2 separate regions of the Homo sapiens genome follow, and region 1 is linked to region 2. Evidence: chromatin loops called from intact Hi-C (ENCODE). Cell type or tissue: heart right ventricle. All regions are shown on one strand.

Region 1 (8,000 bases), 250 kb before region 2:
GAGTTAATGGGTGCAGCACACCAACATGGCACATGTATACATATGTAACAAACCTGCAGGTTGTGCACATGTACCCTAAAACTTAAAGTATAATTGAAAAAAAAAAAGAGTTTATTATACATAGAGCTGTTACCGGAAAGGGGTCCCAATCCAGACCCCAACAGAGGGTTCTTGGATCTCACGCAAGAAATAATACAGGGCAAGTCCATAGAGTAAAGTGAAAGCCTGTTTATTAAGAAAGTAGAAGAATAAAAGAATGGCTACTCCATAGACAGAGCAGCCCCAAGGGCTGCTGGTTGCCCCTTTTTATGGGGGTGGTTATCCATGCTCCCCTTTTTAGACCATATAAATAGGCAACTTCCTGACATTGCCATGGCATTTGTAAACTGTTATGGCACTGGTGGGAGTGTAACAGTGAGGAAGGCCAGAAGTCATTCTTGTCGCCATCTTGGTTTTGGTAGGATTTAGTTGGCTTCTTTATTTCAGGCTGTTTTATCAGCAAGGTCTTTATGACCTGTATCCTGTGCTAACCTCCTATCTATCCTGTGCTAACCTCCTATCTCATCCTGTGACTTAGAATGCCTTAACCATCAGGGAATGCAGCCCAGTAGGTTTCAGCCTTATTTTTACCCAGCTCCTATTCAAGATGGAGCTGCTCTGGTTCACACATCTCTGACAGAACTGGCTAAATGGGAGACTGGAGTTTTATTATTACTCAAATCAGCCTCCCTGAAAATTTGGAGGCCTGGGTTTTTTTTGTTGTTTGTTTGTTTTAATAGTTTAGAATGCAGGGGGCTAGGAAATAGGGATTGTTTATTATTAGTAGAGTCAGGGATGGAATCAGGGAGACTAAATTGTCCTCTTGCACTGAGTCTGTTCCTGGGTGAAGGCCACAAGACCAGATGATCCAGTTTTACCAGTCTGGGTGGTACCAGCTGATCCATCAGAATACAGGGTCTGAAAAATACCTCAAACACTAGTCTTAGGATTTACACTAGTAATGTTATCTATGGGAGCAAGTGGGGAGGTAGGAATATCATGGCCTCTGGCTGCATGACACCTGAGCCATAATTTCTAATCCTGTGGCCAAGTTGTTGGTTTTACAAAGGTGGTCTGATCCCCAAGTAAGGAGGTGCTTTGTTTTGGAGAGGGGCTGTTACCATCTGTGTTTGTTAAAGTATAAACTAAATTCCTCCCAAAGTTACTTTGGCCTCTGCCCAGGAATGAACAAGGGCAGCTTGAAGGTTAAAGGGAAAATGGAGTCAGGTCAGATCACTTTCACTGTCATAATTTTCTCACTGTTACAGTCTTTGCAAAGGTGGTTTCCTGAGTGGCAATCACAGAACCTGAGGTCCCAGCTCGAGCTTTCCTTCCTATTGTGAAAGACAAGCCTTACGTGTTCATTCCACTGGGAGAGGGGGTCTAGAGGCCCACGTTCCCTCTCAAGAGAGAAGTGACCAGGTCTGTCCTAGCGCTATTCAAGGGAGAAAGGAACCACATGGGCAGCAGAGGAGCTCACCCATCTCTGCTACCCCCACAACTTTTCCTGACGTTGTGTGGCCACTATGTTATATGGGATTATTCTACACAATTACCTTTAAAGATCCTGATTCAAAACCCATGCCATTTTTGAGGCATTTTCATTTAAGGGCTCTTTGTGGGGTTTTGCCCCATCCCTACCCCAGGGCAGCTGGTCACGTCTTTGCATGCATAGGTCTCTGTTATAGCTGCCCCGCCGCCATTTCACTCTGATCACTTGGTCCCTCCCAGAAGTCGATCTTCTGATCCATTAAACATATAGTTAGGGGCCTACATTAGATAATTACAGCCTATTTGTTGATTTACTCATTTGACAAACATTTTGTACTAAAAAAAAATTAATGAACATCAAAAGTCAGCATCTCACATTTTCCTCTTGCCTCTATGGCCCGCCATCAGTGGTTCTATTTTAGGCCCTTGAAAGTGGTATCTACGTGGTCAATGTTAAACTAGGTGATCTCTTCTCTGGCTATTTACAAATTTGTAAGATCAGATTCTCTGTCAGTGGTTCACAACCCCCAGGGGACAGTGGTGGTTATGGAGACACTTTTGATGATCAGGATTCGGGAAGGACTACTGGCATCTGGGAAGTAGAAGCCAGGGAGGCGGCTAAACAGGCTACGTGCACAGGACGGCCCCCTGCCACCCCCACAGAGAACTGTCTGTCCAGATGTCAACAGTGCTGAAATTGAGAAACATATATAAATATTATACATACATATATATTCATTCATTCATTCATTCATATTTTGCCAAACACTTATTTTGAGCCAGGAGCATTTACTATGTGCTGGGCTTTGCTTCTCCATGCACCTTCCCCAACGGCTGACCCTGGAAGGCAGGGACTGTGTCTTAGTCACCTCTGCCCTCCTGGTGAGTCTTCAGGATTCTGACACAGCTATTCAGTGGATGTTCATTGAATGAATTGATTGTTTCAGTTTTCACAAGCTGCCAGTCACTGAGAGGAGGCAGATGTGGGGGGTGGGGGCAAATGAGCTCTTCAGTTTCTGCCATGGTAAAATTTTAAATATCATTTAAATGTTTTTATTGTGGTTGGTTTTTATTTTTATTTTTCCTTTTTTTTTTTTAGATTCATGGGGTCCATGTGCAGGTGTGTTACGTGGCTGTATTGTGTGATGCTGAGGTTTGGGCTTTAACTAAACCCATCACCCAAATAGTGAACATGGCACCCAATAGGTAGTTTTTCAACCTTACCCTCCTCCCTCCCTCCCCTCTTTTGGAATCCCCGGTGTCTACTGTTGCCATCTTTATGGCCATGTGTGCCCAATGCAGAGTTAAATTTGAGATGCCCATGAGACATCACGTGGAGATGGTGGGCAGGGAACTCAGGGACAGGGCTGGACTGGGGACATAAATGTGGAAGCCATCGGCATCTGAACGGTATTTAAAGCAAGGAAGTCGCTAGGGATTGTGGGCAGAGAGAGAAGAGCTGTTCCAGAGCCCTCCAGAGTCTAAAGGGGAGAGGATGAGGAACTCACAGAAGAGACAGAGAAGAGGTAGCCAGTGAAGCAGAGAAAAGCCTTGAGGAAGCCAGGGAAAGCCGTATCAGAAAGAAGTGAGAGATCCACTGTGCCCAGAGCTGCTGAGAGCAAAGGGGGTGGGGGCCGAGAAGAGAACACTGGACTTAACAGCATGATGGTCGTGCTGCCCTTGATAGAGGCTTCTTTCGAGGGAAAGCCTCTTTCAGATGCTTAAGAGAGAATGGGAGGGGAGGTACTGGAGACAGCGAGTCTACAGCGGATTTGCGTTTCGATGTCGAATGTGAGTCAGTAGTTGGGGTGGGCTGTGGGGTCGCCATGCTGTGTAGCTATCATGGAATGCTGCTAGGCTCTTGGGAATGATTCTGTAGAGGGAATATTGATGGAGGAGAGAAAGGAAAAACTGCTGGAGCAATACCTGGAGGACTTGAGAGGGGCGGGGACCAGGGCACCTGTAGAGGAGGTGGTTCAGGATGGAGCAGGGATGGCTCATCGTAGTAGGAAGAGGGCGCAGTGTGTGGGCACAGACCGGGAGGTGAGAGTATGGATGTGCTTGTGGCAGCACTTAGAGGTCCTCCTAAACCTTCAGTCTGCACACTGAAACAGGAAGCTGAGGGTGCGGTTGGGGGAGGAGGTGTAGGTGCTTTGAAGAGAGAGAGGTAGGTAGGAAATCATCATGTAGGATGATGTGGCAGCAAATGGATAATGCTGGAAACTCCATCCCATATCTGATCACCGCTCCAGCTCCCTGGACATCATTACCTGGCCCCGGTCTCCCTGCCCTGCCCCTGGCCTATTCTCCACAGAGAGGCAGTGATCTTTGTCATGCAGAAATCTCCTCCTGTCCCTTCCCCACTTGCCCCAAATCCTCCAATGGCTTCTCATCCAACTCAGTACAAAGGGGAAAGTTTTCCAAATGGTCTCCCAGGTCCCCCAAGGCCTGACTTCCTGTCCCCTCTGCCTCCCCCAACCTCTGCCAATCTCCCTGGCTCCCTGCACTCCCGCTGCACGCCAGGAGTGCTGCTCCTGCCCTGAGCATTTCTCCTTGGGGTGCCTTCGACCTGGAATGCTCTACCGTCGATGTCCTCATGGCTCCCCTCACTTCCTATAGGCCTCTACTCAAATGCTCTTTATCCATGAACAAGGGCTGCTCTGACCTCCCTACATAAGACAGCTGCCCCACTCCACCGCATGCCCGTCTCCTCTTCACTGCTGAGTTTTCCCACCTAGCGCTTAGCACCATGCATTTACTTGTTTATTGTCAGTCTCCCTCATTTAAAGGTGAGAGCCCTGACAACACAGCCTCCGTTTTCTTTATTGCTGTTTTGAGGAATAGCATCTGGAAGAGTATCTGACACATACAGGCCACTGAATAAATATTGGTTGACTGAATGAGAGGAAAGAAGGATCAATGGATGGATGGATGAAAGGAAGGAAGGATAGATGGAAGGAAGGAAGGATGAATGGATGGACAAATGGATGGGTGGGTGAGTAGATGAATGGATGAATGGATATACAGATTATAGTCATTGATTGATGGGTCATTAAGATATGACTACAATGAAGACATTCATTTCTACATGAGCAATTAAACCCCCTCCCAAGGAGGAATTTATAACAACAAATAAAACACAGAAACATATCTTACCCACTAAAAAGTCATTGGATGGATTTGTAGTCTAAACCTAGCAGAATTGGGGACAAATTCTATGCTCCGTGCTGCTCCAGGAGAGAGTAGAATGCCGCAGGAGCCTCTCTTCCCAGTAGAGACCTTGATGTGCGCCTGTGTTCTCTTCCCTGCCAGGATCATTCCTATTTTTCTTATCCATCGGCCTGAGAACAATATCCCGTATGCTACAGTGGAGGAGGAGCTGATTGGAGAATTTGTGAAGTATTCCATCAGGGATGGGAAAGAAATAAACTTCTTGAGAAGAGAATCAGAAGCTGGTCAGAAATGTTGCACCTTCCAGCACTGGGTGTACCAGAAAACAAGTGGCTGCCTCCTGGTGACGGACATGCAAGGTGAGGAAAGCAGCTTAGCCCAGGCTCCAGGGATGCTGTGGGCCAGAGATGTTCCTGTGGGTGGAGAGGGAGGGGAGGGAGAGGAAGGATAGGCCTGCTGGGTACCTTGAAACACCTTTACCTGCAGAAGCTGTTACTGATGCCTCCTCAGAAACAAGATTTGATAAAGGAGCCTGAAATAACCAGCCAGAGGGCCATTTCATTTTATTTTTATTTAAAAAAATTCTAGGGGGGGACAGGGTCTCACTCTGTCACCCAGGCTGGAGTACAGTGGCACGATCATAGCTTACTGCAGCCTTGAACTCCTGGGCTCAAGTATTCCTCCCACCTCAGCCTCCAGAGTAGCTGAGACTGCACATGCATTCTACCACACCTGGCTAATTAAAAAAAAATTTTTTTTTTGTAGAGACAGCGTCCTGGACGGTTTCCCAGGCTGGTCTCGAACTACTGGGCTCTAGCGATCCTCCCACACTGGCCTCCAAAAGTGTTGGGATTACAGGCGTCAGCCACTGTGTCTAGAGGTCATTTCGTTTCAATAATTCATGCCAATAATGCCTTCCCATTACAACAGGTAACCAGAGATTGGCTTTACTGTTCTATCCTCAATAGGCCTAAACTCAGCAATATATTCTCAAATCCAGATCTACCATAAGGTAAATTAAGATGTAGTACTTCATTCTCTATAGGCAAAAGAGTCTTTAGAATGCTTTAGATTTTAAGCTTCTCTGCTGAATGTATAGCATGTTTTCAATGTATACACAATTGTTTAGGAATACCATTTCTTCTATGGAATGGAGATGTCATCGTTAGGGTTCCCCTAAGACAGACCTGAGACAGGTACTCACATACAAATGGCTTATTTGAGAGGGGATCCCAGGAAACGCCAGTAGAGGAGTAGGGAAGTGCAACTGGGGAAGGAAAGGCGACTGGTAGAGTATATTATTAGCCAGTGACTGCCGTGGGCGCTGGAGCTGACATCTGCAGGGAGCCCTGCAAAGCACACTTCTCAGTGAGGGAGCCGGAGTGTGTATACACCAACTACCAGGATCACCAGCTGGCGGCTGCTCTGGGTGGGGGCATTACCTCCCTTGCACTTGTCACCTGCCCACATGGGCAAGCTAAGCCGGATAAAAAACATGATCAGAGAAAGTTCTTAAGCAGAGAAATGCTGGTGTGGCACTAAGAGGTGGAGCCAGGTGCACAGAAGTGGTTGGGGTGTGGGCAATAGGTAAGGCACCAGCAGCTTCTGCTGCAAGGGGTTTCCTATTTCTGTTTGCTGTTAAGAAAATCTGAACTATATTATTTTCTGCCTACCAAATGTCAGATATTGTCCCAGATGAGGATCTCAAGCTCTAGCTATTACATGGTGTTGAAGAGCAAGACCACCTTGGGGTTCTGTTCCCTGCACTGCCACTTCCAGCCTGGTAGCCTGTGGGCAAATTACCTTTCTCAGTGCTTCAGTAACTTCCACACAGAGTTGTTTTGAGAATTAAATGAGATAGTAAAGCGCTTATTGCAGCATTGCCACATAATAAATGGTTCCTATTTCTTTTAACCCATTTTTTTTTATTTGTTTGAGACAGGGTGTCACTCTGTCACCCAGGCTGGAGTGCAGTGGCGCAAACACAGCTCACTGCAGCCTCAACCTCCTGGACTCAAGTGACCCTCCTGCCTCATCCTGCCATGTAGCTGGGACTACGGGAGTATGCCATCACACTTGGCTAATTTTTTCTTTCCTTTTTTTTTTCTTTGTGTGTGTGTGTGTGTGTGTGTGTGTGTGTGTGTGTGTGTGTGTGGAGATGGGGTTTCACTTTGTTGCTCAGGCTGGTCTTGAACTCCTGGACTCAGGTGATCTTCCTGCCTTGGCCTCCCAAAGTGCTGGGATTAGAGGTATGAGCCACTGTGCCCCAGCCTTTATTCTGAAATAATTATAGACTCACAAGGATTTGTAAAAATATATGGAGTGATTCCCACGTATGCTTCACCAGCTTCACCTAATGGTGACATCTCACATAACTATAGTACATTATCAAAACCAAGAGATTGACATTGGCAGAATATAATCAACTACACTAGAAACTTGACTTGGATTTCATCAGTTTTTGTATCCATTCATTTTTTTCTATTATTTTTACTTAATCTTCATAATAACCCTGCAGAGAAGATAGATATTATGATCCCCATTTTACAGAAGAGAAAACTGAGGCCTGGAGACCGTGATTGTCTCTGTCTGCTGTCACTCAGCTAGTAAGTAGAGGGGTCCAAGACTCCAACCCGCATTTTCTGACTCTGAATTCCAAGTTCTTTCCACAAATAACAATTTAGCAAATTTGCAAGATATTTACTTCCAGACCTTTCCAAGTCTCTCCTGATGTTAGAGGGCTCTGGTATGTGTACGGTTCTTCCTCCTAAGCCCTTGGAAGGACTCCTTGCAAGCCAGCTGGGAAATGCAACATTACCGCCTTGCAGATGAAGCCAATCTGCAAATTTAAGTCAGACTTCACTCTTTGAAGAGACTTTGCTGCCACACACACACAAAACATATGGTCTTAACAGACAGCTGTTTGTTCTATTTAGACTCTGGCTGTGCAATTGCTGCTGTCCCCCATCTTTTCTCCTTGCGAATTAATTTTGTATTAAATTCAGCTCTCATGCTGAAAAGCAGCACCCAGGGCTTCATGCACAGTTAGTTTCACTTCCAGGTACTAGTAAACAACAGTAATGGAATATCACATCTCTCTGTAAATGACGTGTGTGGTTTAACGTGGTGGTGTGGCATTAAGTAATGGTGTTTATTTACTCTCTGTTGATGGACAAAAAATATTTTTACTGTCATTGTCATTGTGGCATGAGATAGCGCATCTATTCTCTAAGGAAACTCCACTTTTTATAATTTTACAGAGACACTGGAATTAGAATTAAACTCAAATTCTATCACCA
Region 2 (8,000 bases):
GGCGGTGGCAGCTGCTGCCTAAACTTAACACCCCTGTCCATATGAAATGCATACAAAGTTGCTGAATGGAGCAGGCGGTTTTGTTATGTGACCACTTTTGGTTTTGTTTTTTAAAGAAAAATCGTTTTGCTTAAAAGAAAACCAGCTTACTAACCACGTACTAATTTATGTATGTGTACAAAAATACATACATATGAAAATGCAAACTACTGTTCACTAGTTGGAACTTACTCTCCAAGAAAAGCTCTTTATTCCAGAATTTATATTCTCCAAATGTGTAGAAACTTGTTTTTCACTACATAGGCCTTGCAAGTTAGAATAGCCCTTTTAAGCAAGGTACACATAAGTTTTAGTTTATTCGATTTGTTTTCTAATTACATTTGAAAGTTCAAACCAAATGAGTTTGAACTTTTTTGAGTTTAATTGTATGAATCCCTTTGTCTTCCACATCAGAACTGCAAAGTGATTTCAGTTTTTGGTAATATAATTGAATAGTTATCAAACTTTAGGAAATATATTTTTGTCAATCTTCATGCGGTAAGTGGTCCAAGTTCAGCATGGAATTGTGTTGCCGAACAAAGCCTACAACTGTCATGATGGTAATTTGTTGGGGGTGGGCGTTAAAGGCTACTATAATATCAAAACACTGTCAAAATTTGTACCATTGTGTAATACATGGTATAGGTTCAGACCAAGACAAAGCACTTAGCCATTTCCCAATAGAAGAGTTTGAGATAATGAAAGAAAGGAGATACATGGAAGGAAAGAGAAGAAGAAAAATAAATTTTCATTAAGCATCTGATTGTATCTTCAAAATGATGAAAACCAATGATGGAGGAGTGATAAAGTTTACTTGAAAGACGAAACTTATTTCTGAACACAAAGCAATAAAAGACAATACAATTCTAGAGTAATACTCAGACGCTCACTTTTCAAAATCACAATTCATAAGTGAAATCCAAAGAAAAGTCCCCTAGACATTTACTAATCATATCCTCAAACTGGCAGTCACATGAAATTCAGGAGAAAAAATATCCAATTCAAAATATAAGGAGCTTGTTCTTTAGGAGAAAGCACTCACTGGCTAGTGATTACTAGTAAAAGAAACCAAACTGATTAAACTTTTCATTCCACTCTAAACCACGAAAGCTGCAGAGTCATCATATGCCTGGTCGATGGAGCGTGCAGCTGTCTCTCTGTACTCCATTTCACTGAAAGGGAGCGATCAGGAACAGAGAAACAGGAAGGCCAGAATCTGTTCTAAGGCGTCTATTTCTCCACAGCTGGAGACAGGGTACTTACTATTCTATATACAGCATCCTCGGCTTGGACACTCAAGTGTGCAGTGTTAAATTGCACGCCACGCCATCTGACCATTAACGAGTCCCCATCAGTTTCCCCTAGCCTTGGGCCATAACCCAATGTGCTTTAAAAACGCATCTGTTAGTATCTTAGCAGTGTCACTTGTGGGATAGTAATGTCACTATCCCACAAGCGACACTACTCTCGTTCAGTATTACTTAATGGGACAAAAAACAAAGCAAATTATATAACAACGACTGACCTGACCTCCTGCAGCAAACAGGCCATGACAGATAATCAAATTCCACTAAACTTTACGTTCACCTATTTTAACTATTAAGAGACGAAACTGAGGTCCTTTGCAATATCCTCCCCTTTCCGAGAACTGATTATTTTTAAAGTATTGTCACAGGCTATACTTGCAAGCAGCTTTTTAAATGCAATTCCAACATCAGCACGTTGGGGCACTGACTTGTTTTTTGGCAGATTAAAGTAACAAATTTTATTCGAAATTCTTCTATTCAGAAAAATAAAAGCAGGGGGAAGGTATTCTGCTTGGATTTCCCAAACAGACAAAGTTCTTTGACTTTGAGGACCTACAGAAGACATTTGCAGAAATGGTGTTTTGCGCACCAAACACTGGACCACAAATCATCGTGCCAGAACTCGGCCAAACATTCAGATCCACTGGCCTGAAGCAGGGAAACTCCCGGAACAGAGGGTGAGGTTTTATTTTGGTTACGCCGCAGAGTAAGCATCGAAGTTGAAATCAGTAAACACATGTAAACACGCTGTGAACTTACCGTGGTGTCAGCTCCCGTGGAAACAGGGCTTTTGGCGCTTTTCTCCTCGGGATTCTGGGGAGCTTCTTCCGGCCCCCGGGTTACAAGAATTCTAAAATGCTGCTGCCCCGCGTTCTGATCCTGCCTGATCTTAAATGTGCACCCCTGGCCCTGCGGAGTCCTCTCCGCGGAGTTCGTCCTGCGGATTTCAGGAGCCATCCTGCCAGCTCGAGGCGATGCCTCCAGGGCTCCCCGATCTTCCGTGGGGCTCCCTCGCTCGCTTCGGGGCTGCGTGGGGTACGAGGTGCTCCTCTCCAGCCGAATGCGAGGATACCTCACCAACCTGTCCCCCTTTGTGCCCGTGAAGCCAAAGTTGAGGTCGCTGCCTGGCCCCGAAGCGCCTTGTTGGGGCTGCTGCAACTGGAAGACAAAACACCGCTTCCCAGAGCTTCCAGAAGCATCTGGAACGTGCTGCAGGGACCAGCGCCTGGGCTCTGCCGCGGCCGGGCCGCCCTGGCCATCGGGGCCCAGGGGCAGCAGCCTCACCTGGCGCACGTCGGCGCTGGAGGCGCGGTGCTGGATGCGCAGGCCCGGGGCAGCCTCCTCCGCGCAGTCCACGGGGCCGGAGCACCGCACGCGGCGGCCGCACGTGCCGTTGACCTGGAGCCCTGGGTCCCGGGCTGCCCTCGGAGGGGAGCTCCCGGGGGTGTCCCTCGGCGAGGGCTCCCGGGAGCCACTCTGGGGCGAGGCCCTCGTGGTGGCAGTGGCGGAGGCCTGGTCCCTGGGGTCGGGCGTTGCGCATGGAGGCCCATCGTCGGCGCCCTCGGGCGGCCCGCACCCGTCCGTGGCCCCGTCCGTGGCCTTGCGCTGCAGGGAGATCTGCACGGAGGAGCTGCACGTGGGGCGGGCGTCGATGCTGGTCAAGAGCTGCGGGATGAACATGGACGAGCTCCGCTTAAGCGCACCCACGCCTCCCTGCAGGCCTCCGCCGCCGTCCTCCCCTCCGTTCTGGGCGAAGGGGTGCGGGCTGCTTCTCCGCGGTAGGGTGTGGAATGCCATGAAGAAGTCGTCTTCTCTCTCCTGGTCTAGGATGTCTGATTCGGGGGCTGTGTTGCTGCGACCAGAGCCAAAATGAAACCGAAGCCGATGGGCCATGGTGACCAGGGGGGCCAGGAGGGCTAGGGCAAGCGGCAACAACAGGCCCGACACTGCCAGAAGTCACAAACCAAAGACACAAATTCCAAGAAAAAGTGTCCCATCTGCCAAACTGTTAGCACTGCGGCACCGGGAGCGACAGATAGCAGAAATAACCCAAGTGGCAAGCGGCATTCCAGGCATGATTGGATAAGAGCAAAAAGCTCTCATCCACACTGTGACAGAGGGTAGGGTGGCCAGAACCACATGACCGCGCTCTCCCCCTCCAATGCCAGCTTCTGGACTTAGAGGAGTTTTCCCCTACTCGCTCTTTTTTTTTTTTTTTAAACAGCAAGAGCCTGAAACAGCACCTTCCCAGCTGCTGCTTTTCCATCAGAAAGGAGTGGCCCCAGCAGGGCGCTCTCACAGCTGACTAAGGCAGCAAACACACTGCAAGCCACGCTGCTATAAATCTAAACCACATCACATTCGCAGGGCACTTCTTTCCCAACGGAGCACAGCACTGAGACTCTGTCTAACCAGTGCAGGGACCTGGCATGTTTAACAGCACACACGGTATTTTCCCACCTTCCGCCACACGGAATAATGACAAGTAAAATATGGCTTGGCCACCGGGTAAACCCCTTCCCAAGCATCGGATACCATGTTTCTGTTATTTATGACATCACTACACTACCAGGATGGAATGCAAACTAATAAAACAGTACTATAAATACGATTACACACCCTACAGAGTTAGTGTCCGTTTAATGCTAAATAATTAGAGCAGGATCTACAAGTAACAAAATAGCTAAGTGGAGGGGAGGGGGCCCGACTTGCTACACAACCAGTTAGCCAAGCAGAGCCCTCCTGCTATCACAGCATTTTTCATTTAAAAGGTGTATACGTGTGTGTAGCTCACATATGACTGGCAGACACCAAAGTGTCTCCTTTTCAAAGAGAAAATGAACCCAGCTGGAGAAAACATTGTCTTCCATATGTCAGGTAGGAAAGAAAACATCAACCAAAAAACAAACAAACAACAAAAAACAAAAGGAAAATTGAAGAAGGGAGTGCATGTGGGCTTTTTTTTTTTTTTTTGGTAATAATTTAACTTAAATACCACACAGAAGAAATGCTACCTAGAGCTGACTGTTTTCCAGTAAGAAGTCAGCAATATTACCACAGTTGGGACACAAATATGGAATCTTACTATGTTTGCAAAGGACCAAAAAGGACCTAAGAAATAAAAGGAAAAGTGCACACTCAAAAAACTGTCATCAGATTTGTAGTTAGCTTGGAAATATTCTGTATTTTAAACTTACTATTTTCTATGATCCAGAAACATCAATTATTTAACAAAGAGGTTTATTTAGAGGAGGTAAAAAAAATAGGAGGGGAAAATACCAAGCTGTAAGAGTAACAAAAAGTTTATTTTAAAATCTGCAAAGCATGACTTTGTCAACAGCTCTAGCATCCAGAGTGTGGTGGATTAACCCTGTGTTTACATACATCCAAATCTGTTTTCTAAAAGTATGTGTTTTAAATGCCAAAAATGACCTCTATGAGAGAAATGGAAGCTAGTCTGTGTAATGCTAGAACTTCCAAGTACTACCATAGCCACATATTGTCTCCGCTGGGTTAATAGCCAACAAAGAAAAAAAAAAAAACAGCAACACCAGCATTCTTTGCATAGTAACCACACTGCAGATGGCCTGGGGCAAAACTAGGCATCAATATTATAAAACACAATTTTTCAGATATAGCTTGTATTCATACAAGATTTCTTAAAAGTTTTGTATTCAAAGTCCTTTTTGGTTTGGAAGTATGATTTCAGACCCAGGGCAAGATCACCTCAACTACAGTCATTATTTCAGATACGGAAATGGGAAACAATTTTTTAACAGTGAATTTCTCTTAATAGAAGAGAATAATGAACTAAAACACATCAAACAAGAGGCCATTTTTCCTCAAATTTGACCCTTTCCTCATGTTAAACAAGAGATATTATACTCAATAATTGGAGAATAAGGATTAGTCTACAGACACACCCATGTCTCCAGGAACGTACTGTTATACTACTCAATACTGCTTAACTCACTTGGTCCTCACTGGATGAGAGATGGAGAGACAAGAACTGCACCCTCAGCAGAATCTCTCATCCAATTTCACAAGAAAGTACTTTGATGCATACAACAAAAGTGGTTTAGTTACACTGTACGACTGTTCATCACCCAACATCCCATACTTTAATGGAAAAGATACTAGGATGGTAGGCCAAAATCTGTTAGTTTTCTCTTTTGGAGAATAATACTAATCATATGAGATTCAATACATTCCCAAACTATCACTGGGCTGGGACTTAGGAGGCCAGCAGGTCAGACCCTGGCACCTCCACTGACTGATGTGTTTATGTAAAGGCTCTAGACCTGGTTCTTCTCATCGACAACAACAGGAGTTAAATGAGTTATTGTATAAGGCTCCTCCAATTCAAATATTCTATTAACGTCCAGCTATTAAAAATCTGGAGTTTCAATTGAATACTGCAGAAAGGATTCTTAAGAACACCTTTTAACCAGTCAACATACCATACAAGTTTCAGAGAGGGTAAATTTGAGAATGACTGCACTGAATTATAGTGTCACTTCTGAAGGTACCTTAAGGACTTAACATGATAGTGTTCATTTTCATAGTTGGAACACCTGGTTCACAGCTACTTGATGTACACGTTTTAGATAGTTAAGAAAGCAAAATGTGCTTCAAAAATTCCATTTCTAAAATGAAATCTGGCCAGGCATGGTGGCTCATGCCTGTAGTCCTAGCTATCCTGGAGTCCTGCTTGAGCCCAAGGGTTTGAGGTTACAGTGAGCTACGACTGCACCACTGCACTCCAACCTGGGTGACAGAGGGAGACCCTCTCTCTAAAAAAAATTAAAAACAATAAAATGAAATCATAATTATTTCAGTTATGTATGTGTCGATCTTCATAAACATATTATATATACATCAATCTATATATAAAATGTTAGTTTGTATCTGTTATATGCCTCAGGCATATCTTTGTTTCTTTAAAGGTACTTTCTAAGGTTCTCTCTTAAGAAGGCAACCACTTTTAAAATACGGCTTGACTTTACCTGCTAAATGTAGATTCACTTTTTGCTATACGTTGTTAATTAGATTGTTATTTTCCCTGAGAGAATTACCATAGATTTGCTACTGAATGCATCCCAGTACTATGGTCTGGCTTTCATTTAAAAACCGAGCAAAGTTTGTTTACATTCCTGATGGCCTCTTTAGAGATCTGCCTACCGTTCTGTATTCCCAACATTAGAGCATGAGCATATGGGCTGGTACTATCACCAGTGGCTTTCGTTAACATTAACTGCAATAAAAATACACACACATACAAATACATTTTTTATCCTAGCAACATAAAACTATTTGTTAGGATTTTGAACATCAAACTCGTAGTGGGACAAAAACAGTCTTCTTTTTGGGCACATATACTGTCCTAAGTACAACATAAACACAGAGTTTTAAAGACGCTGCTCTGAAAATCCAGTTAATAAAAAAATGAAGCAAAATTCAAATACAGGCATCCACTTACCAGTCTATTTTCGTCAAATACTTCAAATAGGAGTCTGTGATTAGATGGGTTTACCTATAAGGAACATAAATAGTATTTTTTAAACGAGCAGGAATCATTTGAACAGCGACGTAAGGAACAGAAAGAATAACATACTGCTTTACAATGCGCCCAACTCAATTGTATAATATGAACAATTATCCTGCTGTTCTGGGAATTCTATGTGTACTAAATCAAATTTCCTATTACTGATTTCTATATTATTCTGCCCCAAATTTAGGCATAGCAAAAGAAGAGAAGGCTCTTAGCTGTTTTTCTAAAATAAGAAAGGATAGTTGTAAATAGCTTTGACGGGTTCCTAACCTCTGTACAAGGCATTCTCATGACTGTAGATCAAAAAATGTCTATGCCTGAGGATATTTCTTAGTCCTGATAGCAGTAATAGTAATGATAAAAATAATGAAGAAGATTGTAATAGCTTAAGAATGTATCTGTGTGTGTGTGTGTGTAGAGAGAGACACACACACACACATACACACAAACACACAGACAGACAGACAGAGACAGACGGTCTTGTTCTGTTGCCCAGGCTGGACTGCAGTGGCATGATCATGGCTCACTGCAGCCTCAACCTCCCAGGCTCAATTGATCCTCCTGCCTCACTCTCCTGAGTAGCTTGGACTACCATGCCTGGCTAATTTTTGTATTTTTTTGTAGAGATGAGGTTTCACCATGTTCCCCAGGCTGGTTTTGAACTCCTGGGCTCAAGCTATCTGCATGCCTTGGCCTCTCAAAGTGCTGGGATTACAGGCATGAGCCACTGTGCCCAGCCTGTGCACTTACTTTTTAGGCACTGTCTTGTTATTAAATATCAACAACCCATGATCTCCTTTAATCTTCACAGCAATCCTATGATGTATAACTATCACGCAATTTTATAAATGAGGAGCCGAGACCCTGAGGTTCAGTGAAGTAACTTGCCCAAGAGCCCACAGCTAATGTGTAGGGCAACCAGGACCTGCACTAGGTCTATGCTGCCTGTCTCCAGAGCCTAGACTGTGAACCATGAGAGAGACCTGGAACTGTGAGGCAATGACAGAGCTACTGGGCTTTCCATATCTTTTTGCTTCCTTTTCCTTACCAAAACCTCACCAAAATGGCCCATATCATCTTCCAAACTCAGGTATCATTTACTA

The links. A loop is a pair of places that touch in the nucleus more often than their neighbours do. Peaks named below come from ENCODE experiments on the same cell type or tissue, not always from the same donor. Only the 100,000 strongest peaks of a DNase experiment are listed, where the experiment ranks them.
Region 1: it touches region 2 in a loop (4-fold over the local background); 2 of 110 quality-filtered maps call a loop at or near these places.

What each region holds. Positions count from the first base shown.
Region 1 is chr18:58,500,991-58,508,990 of GRCh38, reverse strand. ALPK2 (alpha kinase 2) reads left to right here. Exons shown (of 13, transcript NM_052947.4): 11 at 4,843-5,060. Among named protein-coding and RNA genes, the nearest start is that of ALPK2-AS1, 52 kb to the left of the region's middle. In heart right ventricle, no CTCF peak of the experiment used is centred here; no DNase peak of the experiment used is centred here.
Region 2 is chr18:58,250,880-58,258,879 of GRCh38, reverse strand. It overlaps NEDD4L (NEDD4 like E3 ubiquitin protein ligase), which reads right to left. Exons shown (of 31, transcript NM_001144967.3): 5 at 6,826-6,879. Among named protein-coding and RNA genes, the nearest start is that of MIR122HG, 190 kb to the left of the region's middle. In heart right ventricle, no CTCF peak of the experiment used is centred here; a DNase peak (open chromatin) is centred at 3,522; H3K4me3 peaks cover 4,380 bases; H3K27ac peaks cover 5,144 bases.